2 separate regions of the Mus musculus genome follow, and region 2 is linked to region 1. Evidence: chromatin loops called from intact Hi-C (ENCODE). Cell type or tissue: gastrocnemius. All regions are shown on one strand. Each heading gives the region's core, and the rest is flanking DNA. Links, peaks and the distances in the headings are about the cores only.

Region 1 (5,965 bases), core at 966-5,965:
GATGTAAAAAAGGTTGTTAAGGGAGCATCCAATGAAAAACTCATGGAATCATTAGAGATTATTTCAAAAACTTATATTCAAAAAAAGCAACTGAAAAATCTAAAGGAAATAACTTCCTAGGTATATATAACTCACCAAAATTAGACATAAATTAGAAAACTTAATATTTGTAAGGTTATTTTATTACTTGAGAAGATCAAATTGTTTGGGGAATAAGCTTCCAAGTATTGGAAAAGAAAAATACCCTTACCTTTATTACAAGAACAGAAAAGAAATCAATCTGCTGGCTTCGTGAGCAATGCATAGCACTTTACTACCTGAACTCAGAGTTCACCTCATGTTCGACAGACATTACACAATATATTACTCTAATCATTTGACTAAATGATGCAACTTGACACTCTCCAGAAGACGGAGTCAGATCTCCTTATGGATGGTTGTGAGCCACCATGTGGTTGCTGGGATTTGAACTCAGGACCTTTGGAAGAACAGTCAATGATCTTACCCACTGAGCCATCTCTCCAGCCCATACTTTTGGTTTTTTGAGACAGTGTTTCTCTGTGTAGCCCTGGCTGTCCTGAAACTTAGTCTGTGGAGCAGGCTGGCCTTAAATTCACAGAGATCTGCCTGCTTTTGTTGCCTGGATGCTTGGATTAAAGGTGTGCACCACCCCAGCCCAACAATGAAAATTTTAAGCAGTCATTAACAGTCTCCCAAACAAAAAAGTCCAGGACTAGATGGGTTTAGTGCAGAATTCTTTCAGACCTTCAAAAAAGATCTAATACCAATACTCTTCAAACTATTCCACAAAATAGAAACAGAAGGAACACTACCCAATTCATTCTATGAAGTCATAGTTACACTGCTTATTTTCCCTTGGAAATGAAATGGTTTCTATCTAAGCAGGAACTTTTCACAATTTCCTTTCATAGAGGACTTCATAAAGAATTTCTTCTACTTCTATCATATTTAATGTTACAAATAGATTTTTTTAAATGTGGTTTAGTGCATATTACTTTTAGCTTCAGAAGACATTATGTATACTTAAGAGGCATTTAACTATTATAAATTATTTTGATGACTTAAAAATATCAATATTGAGTTGTATATTTTAAAATAAATTTTATTAGTTTAATAAAAAAGAAAAAAGGATGCAACTTGAATATGTATGAATATGAATCAGATTTTAATTACTGTAACAGGATATAGCAATGATAGATTTCTTCTAATCAAAATGAGCCCTTGCTGAGTTTAAAATAAATGAATGAATAAAGGCAAAAAAAATTAGACAACTTAAAAATTTCGCAACCAGAAATTAAAATGAAGCAATATTTTTTCAAAAGTTTGTCCACAAAGCAAGAATGAATGAATGAATGAATGAATGAATGAATAAGCTAGTAATGTTTACTACTAGATGTCCCTCCACTCCCCCAAGACAAGTTCCTGGCTGTCCTGGAATTCCCTCTGAAGACTATATTTTCCTAGACCCCAGAGATTCACCTACCTCTGCCTTCAGAATGCTGGGATTAAAGGTATGCACCACCATGCCTGACACTATTGAATTTTAGTGAATCTTTATGGAAGAACCTATAGCAATACGTCTCAAGCCATTCCATGTATAAAAAGGGAAGCAACACTACCATTTTCATTCAGTGATACTAGTGTTACTCTGGTGGTAAACCACATAAGGCAAACACTATATACCAATATTGGCGTTGAAAAAACAGGAAAGTTCAGCCGGGCGGTGGTGGGGCACGCCTTTAATCCCAGCACTTGAGAGGCAGAGGCAGGTAGATTTCTGAGTTTGAGGCCAGCCTGGTCTACAAAGTGAGTTCCAAAACAGCCAGGGCTATACAGAGAAACCCTATCTCAAAAAAACAAAACAAAAAACAAACAAACAAATAAAACCCAAACAAAAAGAAAAAAAATACAGGAAAGTTCAAATGAAATGTAAGTCCTTAAGGATGATACTATGCAATGGAGAGGTGGCAATAGATAAATAAATAAATAAATAAATAAATAAATATCACTGCTATAAAGAAAAGGTGGGGTGTGCTATAAAGTCAGAAGTGCAGACTCTCCTGGACTCTATCTTGTCAAGTAGTAAGACAGACTAATACTTTCCTAATGTTCATCATCTTCCTCCACTAATCAACTCGCATAGTTCACTAAAACAAGCACTAGCCATATCAGAGAAAGTATTCAATTCTTATTAGTTCGCATGTGTTTACCTTTCAAGTTTGAAAAGGACTGTCTATTCAGTCCAGTATTTGGACATGCAAATTTTAATCTAGTATTTAAACATAGTGTTTCTCATATAAGAATTTAAAACTTCTAAACTAAAAGCAATGGTTGTTTCCAGTTCCAATCTCCTTTAAGTACATGTTTTCAGTATCTCTTTACAGTTTCTAGAAAGGCTATAACGTGTACTTCTGTGTGTGTGAATGTATAAATTTTTATTTTGTGATCATTTTCTCTGTTAAAACTAATGACACCTCCACCCCCCACTCCACCCCACCCTCCCCCCCCCCCACCAAAAAAAAAAAAAAACCCACTGTGGCCCATCTATATGCATATGTCTGTAATCTCTACTAACTGGGAAGCCCTGGGTAAAGGATTTCAAGTCCAAAGCTTAGTTTGGCAATTTAGTGAGACCCAGTCTCATAAAAATAAAGACAAGGGAGAGAGTGAGGGAGGGAGGGAGGGAGGGAGGGAGGGAGGGAGGGAGGGAGGGAGGGAGGGAGGGAGGGAGGGAAGGGAAGGAAAATTTGAAAGCTGAGAAGGTAGCTTAGTAGTATATACGCTTGCCAGAATATTCCCAACAAAACACACACGCATGAGATAAAGAGAGGGGAGGGGAAGTTTTCCTTTCTCGCAGTTAAAGTCCTTTACGTTATTTTCCCCTTTCTTCTCTTTCATTCATTCCATGCAAACAAACAAACAAAAACAAAAGTTAAATTTAAAACCTCTATCTCCGCTTACCAGCAGAGAGCGCTGGAGCCGTGTGCGACACAGGAGACTCTCATTCTCCAAATAATAACTGCCTTAAACCAGGCAGTAAGTTTGTCTCCTTCGGGCACCCGTCGCGGACAAGCGTCTCAGCAACGGATGCGTGGGTGAGAATTGCCCGCTCGGAGGCGGAAGCGGAAGTATCTGTGACCGGCGAGTAGGAAGTAGCGCTTCCGGGAGTGGAGATGGCCGCGCTGGCCCCTCTGCCGCCGCTGCCCGCGCAGTTTAAGAGCATACAGCACCATTTGAGAACGGCGCAGGAGCATGACAAGCGGGACCCCGTGGTGGCCTACTACTGTGAGTCCCTCCGAGTCCCCGTTCTCCCGCCCGGTTGCGCCCCGCGCCTCCCTCCGCTCTTGAGGCCCGCCCCGCCCCCTGGCTTCAGACCTGAGCCTTGACCTCTGGCTCGGCCAGGAGGACCCCAAGTACTAGACTCCCTCCACACCCGGACCCCCGTCTCTCCAGCTTAGAGCCTCGGACACGCCTCCCGGCTGTTCTTTCTTCTGGGAATGAGAACCTCGATAGTCATAGGTTTCCCAGAGATGGGTGGGAAGGGAGACTAACAGAAAACATAACGAAAGCTGTGCATTAATCACGAGAGCTTTCAGGTCCCTTCCGAAACTCAGACGGTTCAGTGGACAGTGGCTACTACTGAAAATTTGAATTTGACTGTTCTTGACTTGTTTTCCGTACTCCTCATTACCACCAGTAAGAATTTGGAGTCATCCTTTAGCTATCCTGAAAGTTAAGAAGTTTAATGCCAATATTCCTAGTTTGAGATGTATATACTACTGAAGAGGACACAGTTTGAACTCCGTTCAGACATGCAGAGTTGGTGAAGTGGATAGGACTAGTAGTTTTATGTAAACTATGATTTGAATATTATACTCCTATCTTTGTTGCAAGAAATGACTGTACTCTGAGTTTCTAAAGAACTTTCAGAATACAGAAATGATGTGTCCTCTGTTGTGGACATTGTTAGCAAAAATCTGGACCAAGTCAAGCCTTCCCTTGTGGACATGTATGTACCTCATTTCTCAAATGTGCATGGATGTCCCCCTACCACCACCAATAATTGCCATTCTCCACTTGATTTATGATCTGAATTCCCACCTCTTCTGCAAGCCACTCGGTGGCTATACTTCATTTTTATAAAAATCATACCAGTATTGTTCCCACCATTCTTGTTCTTTTGATGATCTTCAAACATATCCTAATTATTGAGCCTTTTTACCTATTGACGAGCATTCCTAAGTACTGGGAAAAAAAAACTAAAACCCAGCTCCTGTGGTCCTAGGACTACTGAGAGGAGGGGCGTTTGAACAGTACGCATTTTATAATTTCAGGAACGGGCATAGAAGTGCCACAGTACTGTAGAGGGGACCTCATTTTCCTGTGTTCAGAAACACATTGCTCAGTTGACAATGGAAGCCAGACCTTTGTGCACAATTGCTGAAGAATATACCTTTAAAAGGAACAAAAGTCTGAAGGTCCACAGAGAAGTTTAAAAGAGGAGGAGTGAGGATTTGGAGAGTATAGAGCCAGAGAGAAGTTGGATACAACAAAGAGGCTGGCTCTGGACTGTGAACCAGGGCCCTTTGTTTCCCTCTAAGCCAATCCTTATTCATGAACCTGTAACTGTGCACCTTTGTCACTACCCAGGATCTTTTCCTTCCTGTGTCATTGTGGTCATTCCTGCCCTTTGTTCTAAGCTTGATTCCCCTGTTTTCTTTGTTTAAAACAACAAGAACCAACCAAACAAACAAACAAAAACAAGAGAAGTGCTTCTCATGTCAGTCCCCTAAAATTAAGCCTTACAGCTTCCTGTCATAGGTAAACTTGAAATGGGAGTCCACGCTTGTCCTCACCTTTTTGCCTGCTGTCATCTGGTTTTTATGGGTGTTTCTATTTCAGTAGCATCCCTTCTCCCTAGTCATGAATGGGCATTTTTATGACAAAGTCAGTATGGCTGTACTGCAGTTTCTGTTATGAGACCTGCATGATATCCATACAGAATTTAAGGAGCGACAGGAGGTATGCATGTACTCACATTTGATGTTACTGAAGTTTTAATTTTTGCTAACTTGGTGGCCCTGGATGCTGTCTCTTTGAAGTGATATTTGCAATTCTCTGAGACTTAATGAGGTTCAACATCTATTCACATGCTAATTAAGCAAGTGCTTTTCTTTTTAACTGCCTTTTGTTGCTTTTGCCCAGGCTTCTATTGAAATGTCACTTCCTAATAATATATACTAATCCTTTGTTGCATGAATTGCAGCTATTTTCTCCCAGTTCACAGTCTGGTTTTTCTTCAAGAAGTCTTTTTTTCCAAAATGCTTGATATAAATTGTCTGTCAGTAGCTAGGATACATTCCAGTTTGCTAGGCCTTGATTTCTTTTGTGTCCTCACTTGGGATTTTTCTTTCTTAAGACTATAACTGGATCTCTTATCAACTATAGAAACTTTTGTTGTTGATGCTATTTTATTATCACTCTTGTGAAGTTTCTATTACATGTGTGCTATCCTTTTCCTTTTAACTGTCTTCTCTTAAAGCTTTCATATATTTCATTTGTGGTATGCTGTGTAAATCCTTAAGGCCTTTTCTTCCACATATCTGTTGCTTAACACAGCTATTGAGTTGACATCAACATCAACATTCATTTTTTATTTCTGAGTACTGTTTTTTTTTTTTTCAAATCTTTCTGCCCAGTTCTGGTAGTTTCTTAGTATTAAGTTCATCTTTAAACCTTTTAAGTTACATTCCTACACACATAACCTATATGCTGTAAAAATCCAAAAAGGCTATTAATGTCAACATGATGACACAAGTAAAAAAATTCTCACGGAGAAATATTATCACGTGCTCCAGACTATTGAAATATATAATTTTCCTCCCACGCCAAAGAGTTGGGTTCTAGAGATTGCTTACTATGCAAACATGAAAACTGAGTTCAG
Region 2 (5,965 bases), core at 352-5,351, 1.5 Mb after region 1:
AAGAAAAGGAAAGAAAAGAAAAGAGAAAAAGAAAAGAAAGGAAAAGGAAAGAAAAGAGAAAAGAAAAGAAAAGGAAAGGAAAGAAAAAGAATAGAAAAGAGGTCTGGAGAAATAGCTCAGAGATTAAGAGCACTGACTGCTCTTCTAGAGGTCCTGAGTTCAATTCCCAGCAACCACATGGTGGCTCACAACCATTTATAATGGTATCGGTATCTGATGCCCTCTTCTACTGTGTCTGAAGAAACTATAGTGTACTCATATGCATTAAAAAAATAAATAAATAAATAAATAAATAAATCTTAAAGAAAGTACACCTTAAAAAAAGAAAAAGAAAAGAAACGAAAGGTCTTTAGGCTGGCTTGACACACTCCTTTAATCCCAGCACGCAGGAGGCAGAGGCAGGATGATCTCTGAGTTTGAGGATAACCTCATCTACAGAATGAGTACCACAGCCAGGGATACACAGAGGAAACCCTGTCTCAGGAAAAAAAAAAAAACAACAACCCATAAACAATCATAAATAAATGCATTTTCCAAATACACTGCTGGGCTATCACAGGTAGACAGGTTGCAGTAGTGCTGGGACAACTCTGCGGTGGTTTGGGATGTTAGCTGATGTCATTCTTAGCTTTGGGGTTGGTGGAAACAGTGGTTGCAAGAATACATGTCAAATGTTTTACCTAATAGCCAAAAGGTTGCCAGGTCAGACCCAGAGGAGGACAATGAGTTAGCTACTAAGGGGGTACTGAATATAGGCAACATTCCAACTTTCCACAATCATGAAGTTCTAATTAGTCATTTAAAATCTTCAACACAAATATGGCTTTTTCTTCTGGGAATTTTGGGTTGCAGTAAAAATGCTCATAAGGGCACCTAATAGCCCCTCTCTCACAGAGTCATAGTGGGGAAATTGGTTATTCAGGTAGAATGCCAAATCATTAATTCCCATAAACAAATATTTATTGGGTGTGTGTATCAAGAACTAGATCCAGTAGTAAATAAAACAGATTGAACTGAGCCTGGTGCTTCCCATATAAATCTTGCTTTCAAATAGCAAAGAATGATGGCTAGTTAGCATAAAGATATGTTAAACTATATATGTACTTTACAAAACATTTTCTCATGACAAAACGTGTGGTTCTGATCTAAACTATTTCCATTATTTTTCTTGTAGAAAAAGAACAGTAGCCCACAAACATTTACAATGATAATATTTGGCTATAATTATAGAGACATTTCAACAGAACTCAAGACATTGAAGAAAAAAAAAAAACCACTAGCAATTGGGAATGAGAAAGCAAGCGTCTACTGATAGAATGTTGGATTATTTCATCACGCTCCTCTCCAGCATCCGACGGAAATCTTCCTAAGAAATTACACTTAAAATCCTATTTGCTTAAGGCACCACAAAATATGTGAGCAACAACTTGGGGGATGGAGATGTAGTCACAGAAAACGTGTTAGGGTGCTCTCCGAGCATGCAGGAAGCCCTGGCTGGCTTCAGTCTTCAGCATCACACACATCGAATACGCCCAACACTAGCGTGATGCAAGTAGGAGGATACGTAGTTCAAGTTGGACAGAAGGCTGGGCTACATGAGACACTGTCTCAAAAAACAAAAACAAAAAACCACCTTGGGTTTTTATTAGTTTTCATCTTAAAAAAATATGCAATCATCAGAGCTTCGGAATTTATTTTATTACATCAAATGCCCCTAAAACCAATAATCTTAGTGTTGTGATCATAAAAAGAGAAAGAGCTATTACGATAAGTTCTGGCGGGGTCTGGGAGAAGGGGGTATAGAGTTTATTCAGGGCATGGAGAGGGGAGTTAAGAAAGTAGACGAGGCAGAGAAAGGCAGAGAGAAGGAGAGAGTAGTGAAGTAGAGGCGGGCCATGACACATGGAGCAAGGGGGGGAGGGAATGGGGAGCAAGAGGGCAAGAGGCAAAAGAAAGGCAAATGAGAGAGGATGGGAGAGGGGGAGACAAGCAGCCCCTTTTATAGGGCCAGGTCTACCTGGCTGTTGCCAGGTAACCGTGGGGCAGCGAATACCTGGCAATTGCCAGGTATCTGTGGGGGTGGAGTCCAGACAGAATACCAACACTTATGGACTGTGCTAAAGGTACGGTTGGGAGTTGTTCATCAAAAAGATGTAATACGAAAACCCTAAAGATGTTAGACTCTGCCTATTGAAGCTAGGCCTTGGTTGGACATTGCTAGGCAACTGATTCCCCTTAGGTCAAGAAGCCAGGGAAGGCCAGGGAGTGGTGGAGCACGCCTTTAATCTCGGGAGGCAGAGGCAGGCGGATTTCTGAGTTTGAGGCCAGCCTGGTCTACAGAGTGAGTTCCAGGACAGCCTAGGGCTACACAGAGAAACCCTGTCTCGAAAAACCAACCAACCAACCAACCAAACAACCAAACAACCAAACAAACAAACAAACATATTAAAAAAAAAAAAAAAGAAGAAGAAGAAGCCAGGGAAGTGACCACTTTCCTGTCATGAACCTGCACAGCCTTGGTCTTGTTTTCGTTTGTTTTTGATTGTTTTTGTTTTGTTTGTTCTGAGTTAAGCACAGGTAAGGAATATCTGAAGCCCCAGGTTGGAACCTGAAACTTGCCCTCAGGTAAGTAGGCTACTCCCTGCCGCCACCAACTCCAGCCAGAAAGCCCCGCCCACTGAAGGTCCTGCTAGCCCCACCTCCCGGAAGTCCCCGGGAAGGTTCTGTCACCGCGGGCTCACGCAACTTCCGGCTACAGCCTAGCGGCTCGCCGGCGATTGGCTCCTTGCCCCGCCATCGTGTGACGTGCTGCCCTAGCCCTGTGGACCCACGTGTGGAGCTGCCGGCAGGTACCGGGGAGCGGCGGTTCGGCTGCCGCGGTTCCGGAGAGGGTGTCCCTGCCTCATCATGGTGAGAAAACCGCGGTGCTCCGGGAGGGAGCCGCTCCCTGCGGCTGACTTAGGCCACTGGCCGCGTGGCTTGGTGCCCCGAGTCCTGTCACTCTCCCGGCACCAGTCACCTTCGTCACCCCCGGGGCACTTCGGAAGGAGAAAGAAGGTTTCCCTTTCGCCAAACGCCCGGAGTTTCCAGTCCTGAAGGCTTTGGGTAACTCCGTCCCTGTGACGCAGAAGCTCCGCCCCCTGCTTCCGGGGTTCACTTGGGCCACTGGGTAGCAACTCTGGTTAGACCCAGAGCTGAAGAGCAAATACGAATGTATCGAGGAGTAAATCATCTGAACCTTAGTTGTCTGTGCCCTAATCTTATTTACTACCTTGTAGATGAAGTGTCTGTCTATATTTTCTTGTGGCAGGCTCCTTGTCTTGTTGATAAAACTTTTCGGGGACCTTCCCAGAGCACCCATTAAGAGAGACTTCAGGCATTTGCTTTTGATTTGAAAATCCTGTTTGATTTTCCCTCTTACTGATTTACTTGCTAAGAGCGGAGAGTTTCTCACACTGCCCCACATATTCCCCAGCACCTTTGAACAAGTGTCTCAGAGTAGGTGCCTAGCCAGGGTTTGTTGGCGAAGGTAAGTATGGATCCTTCAGGAGACAGGGACTCCTGTCCTGTCTGGCTTAGGTGTACAAATCTGAAATATCTGTTCACCCTCCACATGCTTAACTGAGTGTACCTGTGGCTGTGGCGTTGCCCACTGTGTGGGGGTTCTGTTTTATTGACCTTTCCTGATTATTTTGTAGCCTCACAGAAAGAAAAAGCCCTTTATAGAGAAGAAGAAAGCTGTGTCTTTTCACCTGGTCCACCGGAGCCAGCGAGATCCTTTAGCCGCAGATGAAACTGCACCCCAGAGGGTTCTCTTGCCTACACAAAAGGTAGGTCCTGTTCTGGAGCCACTACGTTTTTAGGTGAATGGTAGTTTTGTAGTCCTGAACATGGAACCCAGGGAACTTAAGCATGCCGGGCATTCTCAGAAGTTGGTCCTCTTAAAAAAATAAAAAAAAGAGCTGTGACTCAGTTTCCAGTTTCTGTGCTGATGTTTGATGTTGTGTATTTATTTTGATTGACAGGCTAAAGCATCTTTGAGATTATTAAATAAAGAGATCTTATAGAATATTAGTCAAGTTCACTAGTTCACAGCCTCCATCTGCACAGTATTATTTAGGCTATGGCGGTATGCTCAGTCTCTGCTTTCTCTTGGGATTCCCCCATATTACAGTAGTCTTCCATTTGCCCCCTCGTCTCTCATGTCATGAAATACAGAACATCCAAGCTCATGGATAGCTTTGGCAATCCTAGAGGGGCCGTGAGTAGGTTGGTTTATGTTAGCATCACACTTGTTAAAGATGGATAATGGAAACATTTTGGGGGATGCTGGAAAGATGGCTCAGTGTTTAAGTACTTGCTGCTCTTGCAGAGGACCCAGGTTCGGTTCCCAGCACCCATATGTAGAGTCACAGCCATCTATAACAACTGTTCCGGGGGTTTTGCTACTCCCTTTTGTCCTCTGTGTGTATTAGCTGCACATACACACTCATTAAAAGTGTAAAAAAACGTTTTAAGTATTTCGAGGCATTTGCCTCCCTTTAACTTTTCCTTAAAGCCACCCATTACACCACTTCATGAAAAGCTTTCTTTGGGTATAAGTACAAGAAACTATACTTACTGTCAAAGCTTCCAAATCTTTTCTTCTAAGCCTCCAGTGACATTTTTTGAGTGTATGTTACATATATTTCTTACCTAGATTTGCCATGCAGAATTGTCTAGTTGAAAGACTCGTTCTCTATGCCCCAGTACAGGGGAACGCCAGGGCCAAAAAGGAGGAGTGGGTGGGTAGGGGAGTGGGGGTGGGTGGGTATGGGGGACTTTTGGTATAGCATTGGAAATGTAAATGAGCTAAATACCTAATAAAAAATTAAAAAAAAAAAAGAAAGAAAGACTCGTTCTCACTCGTGTTATGTGTATGTGCTCCTGCTTCACTTTGTCTTTGAGACCAGGTCTGCGTTTTTCAGGCTTGTCATACCATACGTTGGTGGGTTCTAATGGCCTGCCTCAGCCTGGCTTGTTGTCATTCTGTTATAATTGTATGTAGCACTATGTTTTGGACTCTCTGTAGTTGTGGTATTTGTCAGGAACTAATGATTCCTATCAGCCACTATTCCTGTGCTGTCTACAAAAGTTGTCAGGGTCCTGGCCTTACTCGTGGCAGGATAGCTAACTCCGTGTTGTTGTCCAAGGTCAATGACGAGGAAAGACGGGCTGAGCAGAGGAAGTACGGCGTGTTCTTCGACGACGATTATGATTACTTGCAGCACCTGAAGGAGCCCTCTGGGCCCGCAGAGCTTATCCCCAGCACCTCCTTTGCCACACCCCTCTGCGACAAGACAGAAGACCCCTGCGTATACTCAGTAAGCTTTCTCGGCCCCTTTACATGTGAAACCCTGCAGCAATGGGGAGACTCCTCGTTTTTAAGTCAATAACTTAGGGTCAGAAAATGGTGCCGGTATGAAGAATATAGAGTCTCTGCCTGCTGTTGTATAGACATGTGTATGTCTGCACCATTGGGTGTAGGCCCTTTCTCTGGTAGCTGCTGTCAATATTAACAGCCTTTTGTCAGGTTCAGAACTATGAGTCATGTCAGGCAGCATTTTCCATAGAAGAAAAACAGGGCATCCTGTATCCTGACATAGTTTTATGATCATAAACTGTTGTGGAGGTGTTTTCAGATCTTTAACACTTTTGTGAACTCTGCAAGGTAGCCATAGAGAGAGTAGCATGGACAGGTTGTAGTGCCACCCACAGCAGGAGTGCAGACCACTGTCCCACGCTTTTCCCTTTACAGACAAGCAAGCACATTCACGTGTGCCTGTGCTGCGCCTGGATGTCCTGCGGGTGCCTGCCTCTGTTGAGGACGCCCCATTGGTGTGCACTTTGTCCTTTCATTCTATCACCTGGCACTTCAAAAGGGAAAAGATATTTATTGGAATGTTCAACAAAAGAAGAGAGATGG

What was found. A loop is a pair of places that touch in the nucleus more often than their neighbours do. Peaks named below come from ENCODE experiments on the same cell type or tissue, not always from the same donor. Only the 100,000 strongest peaks of a DNase experiment are listed, where the experiment ranks them.
Region 2: it touches region 1 in a loop (4-fold over the local background); 1 of 42 quality-filtered maps calls a loop at or near these places.

The regions. Positions count from the first base shown.
Region 1 is chr10:14,702,691-14,708,655 of GRCm38, reverse strand. It overlaps Vta1 (vesicle (multivesicular body) trafficking 1), which reads left to right and starts at 3,167. Exons shown (of 8, transcript NM_025418.3): 1 at 3,167-3,306. The coding sequence starts at 3,195. 1700016L04Rik (RIKEN cDNA 1700016L04 gene) reads right to left here and starts at 3,047. Exons shown (of 6, transcript NR_045824.1): 1 at 2,983-3,047. In gastrocnemius, for the core only: a CTCF peak has its summit at 2,994 (motif pointing right); a DNase peak (open chromatin) is centred at 3,099; H3K4me3 peaks cover 1,909 bases; H3K27ac peaks cover 1,331 bases.
Region 2 is chr10:13,189,973-13,195,937 of GRCm38, reverse strand. It overlaps Ltv1 (LTV1 ribosome biogenesis factor), which reads left to right and starts at 2,801. Exons shown (of 11, transcript NM_181470.4): 1 at 2,801-2,910; 2 at 3,699-3,830; 3 at 5,193-5,363. The coding sequence starts at 2,908. In gastrocnemius, for the core only: no CTCF peak of the experiment used is centred there; DNase peaks (open chromatin) are centred at 2,078, 2,247, 2,753 and 3,091; H3K4me3 peaks cover 1,572 bases; H3K27ac peaks cover 1,496 bases.